Regions from separate parts of the Homo sapiens genome. Here region 2 is linked to region 1. A link is an interaction called in ENCODE POLR2A ChIA-PET data of the cell type or tissue named here. Cell type or tissue: endothelial cell of umbilical vein. All regions are shown on one strand. Links, peaks and the distances in the headings refer to the core of each region. The heading gives the core; the rest is flanking DNA.

Region 1 (5,376 bases), core at 318-5,317:
GGAAACCACTGACCACAGAAACCAACAGGGAAGAAAAAAGGACAAGGGAACCACAGTGTCCAGGCACCTCAGCACTCATGGTGGCTCGGAAAGGAACCGCCAGCCCTGTGGTGGGATGTTCATTCTTTTCTGCCCTTGTTTAGCTTGAAGTTTCTCCCTAAAGCGATAGTGGATTAAGCTTCAAATACTGAGTTGTTTTGTCCTTGACAAAGGATGAAACATTTAACATGCCCCAAAGATGCTCTGTTCATGTCAGAGGAGGCTGAGACAACCTGTGAACCACCCCTTAGGGGACAGCAGCCAGAAGAAACACGATCATTGCTGGTCCTGCCCAAATCTCACTTCCCAGCCCACCCACCCATACTCTTGCCCTTCTCTGGACTGGTACCCCAACTCCAGGCTTACCCTACTCACATGCAAGCACCCAATAGTAAGCAAACACGTACTATAATAATGACAACAGTGTCTCACATTTCAACAGCATGGCAAAGTTCACAAAGCACCTTGACATCCCCATTTTAGAGATTCATCAGAGGAAACTAAAGCTGAGTAGGTGACCTGACTGGCCTGAGATAACCTTGCTTGCTACGCATGAGAACTGGAACCCAGCCCAAGCCTTGTGGTATTGGATGAGTCAGTATCCCTTCCACTGGGATTGATCCATTCACACTTCCTGCTTCTTTTTGCATCCGTCCCTTTGTTTTCTTTTTCTTCATTGATGCTTTCAAAATTATTAGCTTCCAATTGTGCATAATGTTCTCTTACAAATGCTTAAATCTCTTTCACATCTGTGATTATCTGGTTGATGGTTCATGAGAGTGAACAGATATTCAAATCCAGCAAGTTTAGATCTGAGAGCTTCACCTTCCAGTCCCGCTTCATCCTTAGTACTAGATCTACTCAGCCTTCTTCTAGGATTTCAACAAAGCTGCATTGTCTTAGGAGTAACAATAGCAAAAATAATCATAGCAACAGCTTTTCTTGAGTGCATGCTATGTGGTAAGCACTGTTCCAAGTTCTTTGCTTTATCAACTCATTCAGTCTTCACAACAACCCCATGTGGGAATTACCATTATTATCCCCAGTCTACAGATGAGGAAACTGAGGCACAGAGGGGTTAAATAACATGCCCATGGTCACACAGCTGGTAAATATACAACATGTAGCCCTTAGTGGTTAAGCAAGTAGACTCTGGAGCTAGGCTTAACTCCAAATCCCAGTTCAGCCACTTACTGTGTGAAGTTAGGTTAGTGTACTGGGCTGAATTGTCATTCCCCCTAAACGATATATGCATCCTTACCCCTGGACCTGTGAAATGTGGCCTTATTTGCTAAAGGGGTCTTTGCAGATGTCATTATGTTAAGGGTCTTCAGAAGAAATCATTTTGGATTACCCGGATGGGCCCTAAACTCGATGACAGGTGTCCTTATAAAAAATACACATAGAGGGACACAGACACAGGGGAGAAGGCCATGCGGAGATGGAGGCAGAATGATGCAGCCACAGCATGGAATGCCTGGGGCCACCGGGAGCTGGAGAAGACATGGCAGGATTCTTCTCTTGAGCCTTCAGAAGGAGCACAGCCCAACGGACATCTTGACTTTGGACTTCTGGCCTCCAGAACTGTGCAAGGATTAATTGTCTATTGTTTTAAGCCGCCCAATTTATGGTAGTTTGTTACAACAGCTCTAGAAAATGAGTATCATTTCTGAGGGCTTCAGCCTTAAAATGGGCCTAGATAGGAGAAGTGCCCACTTTACTGAGCTTTGGGGAGGACTAGAAGGGATGCCTGTAAGATTTGCCCACACCCAGCACCTGGAGAGCACTTGATGAAGGTTAGCCCTCATACAGAGCATCATTTATTACCCGGCCTTTGGCTGCTCTGCCCTGAACCCTTGCAGAGCCCACGGAAGCCAGCCCTTCACATTGCCATCTTCTTGTGTCTGACTCGTTGCCACTGGGACCCCTGAGCCCAGCCCAGCGTGTTCCTGGCTCAGGAATCTCAGAGGAATCAAATCTGACTCCCAGACCCAGGCTGCAGAGGCCTCTCTGAGCCATTATTACCAGGGCTGCCAGAGCGAGACTATGAACATCCACATGTGGCGTTTTAATATTTTACCCAAGAAGTCATTTTCTTCCACGATTCAGACACAGAAGACTCGAAGAATTAAAGTGAGAAAGGTACTCAGGGCCTGCATGATTTCCGCCAATGGGCGTGGAGGATTTTCCTGTGTCTGTTCAGGCTCTTTCTTTCTTATCTGCGTCTTACAGCAGACGGGAAGCCAGCTGACGAGAGATTGCATGTTCATACCAATTATTAAAAATATATGGCAGGCTTCTGGAAATGCATTCACATGCCAAGGAAATAGAATGCAGTCACCAGCCCAGGCCCCTGCACTGTGTGCTTTGGAGGAACAGTGCGGCATCTGTAAACACAATGATACAAGGTTTTGGACCAGATTCTGCCACCTCCCAGCTGCGTGACCTTGGGTGAGTGACTTAACCTCTCTGAGCCCCAGTGCCCATAGGGGAAGTTCATTCCTCCCTCACAGGTTTACTGTGAGCGTCATTAACTGAGATAACATGTTCAAGTACCTAGTTCTGAGCCTGGCACATAGAAGGAGGTCAATCAGTCTGATTTGTTTCCACTCCCTGCCCCAGAATTTCCTGACTCCCTAAGAAAACTGACATAACTACCCTGCCAACCTCCCAGGTCCTGAGGTGCACTGCTGCCAAGAGCAAACGTGCAGGATAGATTTACACCTTCCAGTGCACTTCCATGGCCATCCACTCATTTAATCCTGCAGACTCTGCTGCAGAGAGTGTTCTGTTTCCATTTTGCAGGGGAGCACCTGGAGAGCTCTGAATCACATAGGTAGCAAGTGGGGCTCAGAGGTGAGAAGCCAGGCCTGCTAATCCCCAAAGCTCGGCTCCTTCATACCCCATGCTGACTGTCAAATGAGCTGATGGATGGGAAATTGCTCCATAGGCAACAGAGCTCTATCCCAGCCTGAGGGCTGGACTGTTGTTATCTCCAGCACCTGTCTGTGATCAAGGCTCTTTGCTACCTTTTTGTCCATGTGTATTGTCCTCACTTCCCCCTTCTAGGCATGAGCAGGTTGGATCAGTCTCATTTGGCTCATTCCAAGGCAGTCTGTGAACTTGCCGCATGTGTGGTTAAAATGTATGCATGCTCCCACTCCCACTTCCCATGTGCCTTCTCATGCTCCACGCTCTCTGCCCCACCCACACTCACTGGCTCGCACATCCAGGAGGTGCTCAGCACAGCCTGTCCTCTGTTATGAAGAAGACTTCGTGGAGCTCAGGTGCACCATAGAGCCACTAGAGAGACACGTGTCATTCATTCATCTGCCAAACCCACATTTACTGGGCACCCACTATGTGCCAGATGCTGGAGCCACAATGATGGGTTAGGTGCAGCCCCTGATCTCAGGACTCCCCCAGTCCAGGGGGACAAGTTAATTGACAATGGCAGTGTAGGTGGCAAGTGCTAGAATAGCTCCGCCCGGGGCCCTGTGGAAACGCAGAGGAGGTGGCTGCTCATCCTGCCTTGAGAAATGTTTCACAAAAAAAAAAAAAAAAAAAAAAAAAGAAGAGGGACTTTTCCCCCAAGTCTTCAAAGAACAAATAGGATTTGGATAAAGAAAACAGAAGCTGTGCAAAATAGTTCATCCTTTCCTGAAAACGTTAAACAGAGTTACTATTAAGACCCAGCAAGTTCACTCCTAGGTATACACACAAGGAAAATGAAAACATCTGCTCAAAAACATAGACATGAATGTTTATAGGAGAGCTATTTATAATGCCAAAAAGTGGAAACAACCCAAATGTTCATCTGCTGATGAATGAATAAACAAAATGTGGTCTATCCATACAGGGAAATATTACTCAGCTGCAAAAAGAATGAAGTACTGACGCATGCTACAACGTTGATGAACCTTGAAAACATTATGTTCAGTGAAAGAAGCCAGACGCAAAAGGCCACATATTGTATGATTCTATTGGTGTAAAATGTCCCAAACCGGCAAATCCACAGAGACAGAAACTAGATTAGTGGTTGCTTCGGGCTAGGGAAGGAGAGATGGAGAGTGATTGCTAATGGATATGGGTTTCTTTTGGGGGTGATGAAAACTATGAGATAGCCGTGCTAATTGCACAGCATTGTGACTATATTAAAAACTACTGAATTATACACCTAAAATGGTTTAAATTGTGAATTTTGTGCTATGTGAATCTTACCTCACTTTCAAAAAGAAAAAGACAGGAAAAGATACATAAGGACATTCCAGGTAAAGAAACAGTGAAAGCAAAGGTAGAGAGAGGGGGACATGCTCTTGGAGAAGAGCAAGTGTCCAATACTGGAGCATGATGCACTATATTTTTCTTCTGTGGCTTCACAGCTTTAGAAGGCTAAATGATTGTCGGGTCCAATACCTGTAGTATCTGTTAGATGTTGTCGGTTGCAAGTAACTCAAACTGGCATAAACAATAGAGGGAATATATTGGCATCTTGAAAAGGTCCAGCAGTAAAGTGGACTTCAGGCACAGTTTGATCAGGGATCAGTTCCATTTCTGTGATTTTTTTGTCCCTGCTCTCCTCCATGTATGAAATATGTCATTACATTTGCTTCTCAGGTGTCATGGAGATATGAAAAGAAAGATGCATGCATTTCAACTAGAGTGATTTTAGAGGGTTTCTTGGACAACATAGAATTTTTGCCAAGTCTTCAAAAGATGGGTAAAACCTCAAGGAGTCGATATTCCAGGTAGATGAAACCCCTTGAGCAGGAAAATGTAGGGTGTATCTGGAGAAGAGTTCAAGAATTGGTTGGGTCTGGCAGCTTGCCGATAGAAAGTAGATGCAGGGCTGGAGGGAGCTTGGACTTTAACCTGGAGGCACTGGAGAGCCATACAGGAAATTCAGCAGTGGAGAATGTGATGAGCTCTTGATAACGCCTACTCTGGTTGTCAGATAATTTTACGAAATTATTTTTACTTTTAATAGATATGATAATATTGTGGTTATGTACATTCATGCTGAAGTGTCATGGAGTCTGCAATTGACTTTCAAACAGTTTAGGAGGGAAAGTGTGCATGTGTGTGTGTGAGAGAGAGAGAGAGAGAAGAAGAAGAAAAGGAGAGGAGAGGAGAGATGGGGAGGGAAGGGAGAGAGGAGCAGATATGGCAAAATGTTAGCCATCATTGACTCCTGGAGGAGAATACACAAGGGTGTGTTGTACTGTTCAGCTTTGCTGTATGAGAAAAAGAAAAAAATGAGAGTGGGAGAGACAAAGCACTCTGATAGAGGGACAGGCTCAGGAGGTGGTACAGTGAGGGGGCAAGAGAGAATGAGCC
Region 2 (5,376 bases), core at 55-5,054, 1.0 Mb after region 1:
CATGCTTGGGGCTTGCTTGCTCACAGAACTTTACTCTTGTGATCCCCCACCTGGAATACCTGCCTACCCTGTCTTTGTATCTTCAGACAGGTGGCTTTTCCAAGTAATCCCACCCTTATTAGAGAGAATCTGTGCATCTGCTTTATGACTAATGCCCAAGTTAGCTCTGATCCATTCCTCATCTCAGTGGCAATGGGAGAGAAAGCCTGTTGTGTGCCTGCTTGTCTAAAAACACTGGGGACCAGGATCATGGATTTCCTTTTTTTCCATCCACCATAAAGCCTGGCAAGAAGAAAGCAATGAGGATACTGTCAGATTGAAATCCACATTCTGTTCCAGAGAAAAATTAGGATCTGATGGTTAAACTCTCCTGATGTACACATTTTACCACCTTCTCCAGTGACATAAAATTCTGCTTTGTAGGTAAACTAAGTGCTTTTTAACAAGTAACTCTCCAAGGCTGCCTACCCACAATGGATAGTGGAAGTCATTAATGGGTAAAGTTTGTTCAACAGACTTTTCTTTAGTTTTTTAATCTTTTTTGCCAAGGGAGTGAAATAGTCCTGAAACTTCATCCCTCAGCCCAGGTGGCCATCCCATGAGTGACCATTGTTGTCTGCCATCTGCATGGATGGTGCCTGTGCCATCCCATTTCATTGCAGGGGACAGCTGCTGGTTAGATTGAGCCCTCTCTTGGTGGCAGATGTCCTAGCCTGGCTTTGGAGCAGATGATGGGGGCCAGCGTCAGCTCTCCGAGCATGCCATCAGAATTTGGGACTCCTGGGAACTGTGCCCTAATTTTAATTTTCTGTGCATGGTGAGTCTTGGGTTGTCGATTAGGGTCTGCAACAGGAACCACCTTGTTCTGGACCTAGCTGAGACATGGGGACCTAGGATAGAATCAGAGCAGACAGACTGAAGGAGTGAGGGGTCTCAGGGAGGGGAACTCCCTCTCCAAAGTGTTTGAAAGGGCTGCCTGGAATGTGTAAGATGTGGCACATTCATGTGAGACTGGGACTCCTGCAGACATGAGGGAGGTTGAAGGGATGTAAGTTGTCCTTTAGAATTGAGTATCTGCAGTGTTGGGAATAGCAATGAACACAGTCTGAGCCCTAGAGAGGCAGAGAGCCTCAGAGATCTTGTGGTAAGCAGCAGGGCAGAATCATCAAAATGTAGCCTCATCTTGGAAGACATCTGCCATGTAGCCTGGGATATGGGTTGGAGACTCAAACACATGGGATATGGAGAACTCCACTAGCAGAGCTAGAGTTCACTTCCAGGAACAAGGCAGGAGACCAGTTAACAGGACAAGGACACAAAGCCTGAGTGGGTCCCATCGTCAGGTTGACTGGGAGCTAAGCCTCCTGGGCTTCCTAGCTCAAGGGCACCCAGGGCATGGAGTATAGAGAAAAGGAGCAGGAAAAGCGGAACCTGGGGCACCTCAGGGATCCCAGGGAGCCTCAGGGTATTTACTTCCTGGGGTCTGAATCCAGCGTAGGTTCAAACAGGAGCCGTTACCTGCCGATTGATTTAGGCACCAGTATTTGGTGCTCTGCTGCAGCTTCTTCTCCCTGTGATTTGTGATCAGGATGTGGCAAAAGCTGACAAGCACAGGGTTGATGTGATAATGGTCCATGTAGAGCATCCCAATCCATGCACTGAACCCTGAAATTCAGAGGCAGGTCAGGCCAGGCAGTACCTCCTGACATGGCCCCATTTGTGCTTTTCAGATATAACTGCAGAGCCAGTTTGCTCTCCAATGGTGCCTGAGTCTTTTCTGAGAATCTAGAAAATGAGGTATAAAGATCTGCAGGACTCTTAGAGATCATATTCTAATCTGCCCATTTTATGGGGAGCTCAAAGCTCAAAGGGTTAGGAGCTGCTGTGGCTAATCCCAAGCAAGCATCAGTACATTTATTGAATAGATGAGTGAATGAATGACTGTGGGCTCAAAACAGAACAAAAACTACTTTTGCTTCCTCAGAAATGGCTTTGAATTTGCAGCATTTCAACTGAATGGAACATCTTCTGCACTGTTTCCAACTAACAACACTAATAATTCTGAGATATGTTCTTCCTAAAAATTTTCAGAGCTGTGCATTCATAAATTAACTTCTAAGTGTTCAGACAGAATTTGACTACCTTTGACTACTCTTCCTGTATACCCCAAAGGTCTGCCAAATGGGCAGGAATTTAATAGCCTTGAACTCTCTTTTGACCAGGGGGCTGCATGTGTCTTTACTACTCAGCTTTATAGCCTCTGCTGGAAGATAAACTCTGAGCATAAATGAAAGGCATGAACTCTGGGCCTCTGATACTCGTCTTCCCAGGCAGCTGCCACAGAGGTGCAAGACCAGCCCTCTCCAGAGGATGTGGCCAGGTGGGTGCTGGTCACTTACCCATGTCTGCTCCCTCATAGCCACTCTGCATGATGGTCCTGTCGATGCGGGCAATCAGCCACATGCCGAGGAGGCAACTGATGAGCAGCCTGGAAAGGCAGGCACCCAGGCCCAGCAGCACGTTGTAGAAGAACAGAAAGTAGTTGAAGTTGTGGAACGCTTTCCTGCAAACAGAAGCCAGCCCAAGGCACCACCTTTCAACCTTTCAGTAGAGCAAGGTTGCTAGGCAGGTAGGCTCTGGAGTCCCCCAGACCCAGGGTCAAATCCTACAGGTCCAGGCTCAAAGCTTTGTGACCTCGTGCCATAAAGGGGAGCTGATTGCCCTCACCTCACAGCACTGGTGTGAGGAATGGCTCAGGTACAGTGTGGGGGCCACTGAGCACAGTGAAGAATGTATGTCAGTGGGGACAGTCATTGTTTCATGCGATCCTTGGAGTTTGAGGCTTCCTGCATGATAAGGAATTTCACAGGGCTGCAGCTGGGTCAGTGATTATGGCAGAGGGTGGGGCTTCCCCACTGTCTGTTGCACGAGGGACCTATTCCTAGCTGCAGCTGTTCCAAAGTCTTCCAAAGGAAATTTCCCAAATGACCGCCTGATCATGTGGTTTCCTGTTGCCTCTGGAATAAAGCCCAAACTTTGCATCCTGAGTTTCAGCCCCCTCACTGCCCCCAGGGGTGTGGTCTTGTCACTTTGTGTCCCCTTCCTGTCACTCACTAAGTCCACTGCATGGCAACCATTTGCGATTCTCACTCTTCTAACACATCCTGACCTTTTGTGGCTTCCTGCCTTTGTCCTTGCGGTGTTGGCTGCCGGCCATACCCTCTCATCTTCTCTGCCTGTAGAAATCCTACCATTCTGCTGACCTCAGCTCCAGAGTCCCATCTGCAGTGGCATTAACCACCCTCGCCTCTCCTCCTCCGGGTTTCTCTTGTATTCCTTTTGCACTCCCTGGCATCCTCTGTCCTTGTTGTTTATGTGCCTGTTGTCTGTTCCAGTGGACTGAGCTTCTCACAGGCAGATTGCGTTGGGATTATTTCTTTACCCTCATGCCCATGTTGTTCCCCCAATGAATGGATGGCTTTGAATGAATGAATTAGAAAGGATTTCCACGTGCTGAGCACTATTGTTCTAAGTTCATATTTTAACACAGTTCATCCTCACAATGCCTCTTTGAGGTATGCACAATTATTTGTAAATGGGGAAACTGAGGTTCATAGATGCTGAGTAAGCTCCCACATGTCACATGGCTCCTAAGGGGTAGAGCCAGGATCTGGACCCCGGCAGTCCAGCTCCAGAGCCCCCCACTGACCCACTGTACCTCACCCTCTCAGAGTGTAGAGCCTGCCCAGGAATCTGTCATGGGGGACAGGGAAGGACCCAGAGATGGCTGAAGCCAAAGGCCTACAATTCCCTCATTCCCTCCTTCACTGTCACCTGTTGTTGAGAGCCAGGGGCTTCTGCTTGTCAGCCGTGCCCAGCTTTGGCTGTAGGAAGAAGCTGGCAGCGATACACATCTGCAGGATCATGAGACCCACAACGATGGATATTGTAAGGCTGAAACACAGGGTGGGGCCATCCTGAGGCAGCCTTTTCCCTTCTGCCAGATCCTTCTCTGATGCCCAGTGAGAGAGGGGAGACAGGTTGACCACCCGGCAGGACAATGGTAATGTGAGTTCCATGCTTTACACTTACAAGGCATTCCCACGCCCATTGTGCAGAGGAGAAAACTGAGGCTTACAAAGGGGAGGTGACCTTCCCAAGACCACATGGTTAGGTCTTCTAGCTCCAGATCACAGACCATTACTCCAGGATTTCACTGATGTCCCTTTCATCAGGGGTGGCAGCTGGGTGAGCAGTTTAACAGGTTGGGAATTAAAAAATGGAATGCAGTTCTTGGAAGTTCCTGAGAAGACCACAAGAGAGTGGACAGGACAGGCTCTGCCCCCAACTCACAGGTGGTTCGAGGCAAGTATGGAATCAAGAAGCTCAGAGCAGGGAGGGGCCCCAGAGAGCACTGCATGCTGTGTTGACATCCCCTGGAGTGGCAATGAGAGGCAGTGGCTAAAAGGAGGCTTTGGTTTCAGATTGCCCAGCTCCCAATCCTGAGTCCTCCCCCTGCTTGGAGGAAACGCTCAGTCTCTCTGTGCCTCTGTTCCCTGGTCTGCAAAATGGAAGGTAACACAAGCACCAAGTTCATAGGCTATTATGAGAAAAGATGCATACTAAATGCTCAATGAAGCCAACATTACTTTGTCTTCCAGATATGTAAACTGAGGTGCAGAGAAGTGGAATAACTTACCCCAGGTCACACAGCAGATCCAAAAGCTTTGCCAGGATTCCCTGCTTCCTTCCATCATACTGTCTTGCCTCTCATTTTACTTTCCTAAACCTCAATTTTCCCAGCTGGAAAATGGACATATGTATCCCCCACCCCATACATGGTTGTGAGGGCATTGTGGAATGGTGTGAGAGGCAGCCTTTTGTGAACGCTGTTTCCCCCCACCATGAGTTACTATCATGGCCCATCTCTGGGTCAGGGCCAAGACCATGGGTCCACATAGCAGTTGGGGGGACCCCAGCTCTCAGAACATGTCAATGACAGGATACCCGCCCAGCACTTACATCCCAATGCCCAGCCCTTGCAGCATTTCCAGGCCCTGGTTTGGACGATGGGTAGCACCAGGCTGTACATGATTGCCATGCCACATAGGCTCTGTACCATGTGAATGATGAGGTAGCCTAGGAGTGAAGGGAGCCAGTGGTAACTCAAGGTCCTTCGTGAGCTACCCCCTATACCCCTCCTTGCAGGCCACCCTCTACCCTCCTCCCGCCAGACACCCTGGCACGCTTGCTTATCTGTTTCTTCTACTGGCAAGGCCTCACATTCCTTCCTGTTCACGTCCTACTCTACCTGCCAGGTGCAGTTCGAGTGTCAACTCCCCTAGAAGGCACCTGAGCCCTGCCCTGGGGCTGGAT

The links. Peaks named below come from ENCODE experiments on the same cell type or tissue, not always from the same donor. Only the 100,000 strongest peaks of a DNase experiment are listed, where the experiment ranks them.
Region 2: POLR2A ChIA-PET joins it to region 1 with 5 read pairs; 1 of 35 experiments calls an interaction of 5 or more read pairs at or near these places.

The regions. Positions count from the first base shown.
Region 1 is chr9:98,329,633-98,335,008 of GRCh38, reverse strand. The region is part of intron 13 of GABBR2 (gamma-aminobutyric acid type B receptor subunit 2); the gene reads left to right. Among named protein-coding and RNA genes, the nearest start is that of TBC1D2, 77 kb to the right of the region's middle. RefSeq lists a cis regulatory region at 2,254-2,271, an enhancer at 2,191-2,335 and a silencer at 2,828-3,122. In endothelial cell of umbilical vein, for the core only: no CTCF peak of the experiment used is centred there; DNase peaks (open chromatin) are centred at 628 and 2,358; H3K27ac peaks cover 3,205 bases.
Region 2 is chr9:97,291,134-97,296,509 of GRCh38, reverse strand. It overlaps SUGT1P4-STRA6LP-CCDC180 (SUGT1P4-STRA6LP-CCDC180 readthrough), which reads right to left. Exons shown (of 45, transcript NR_036529.1): 12 at 5,023-5,139. It also overlaps the pseudogene SUGT1P4-STRA6LP and the pseudogene STRA6LP. Among named protein-coding and RNA genes, the nearest start is that of CCDC180, 14 kb to the left of the region's middle. RefSeq lists a silencer at 1,208-1,385. In endothelial cell of umbilical vein, for the core only: no CTCF peak of the experiment used is centred there; a DNase peak (open chromatin) is centred at 3,149.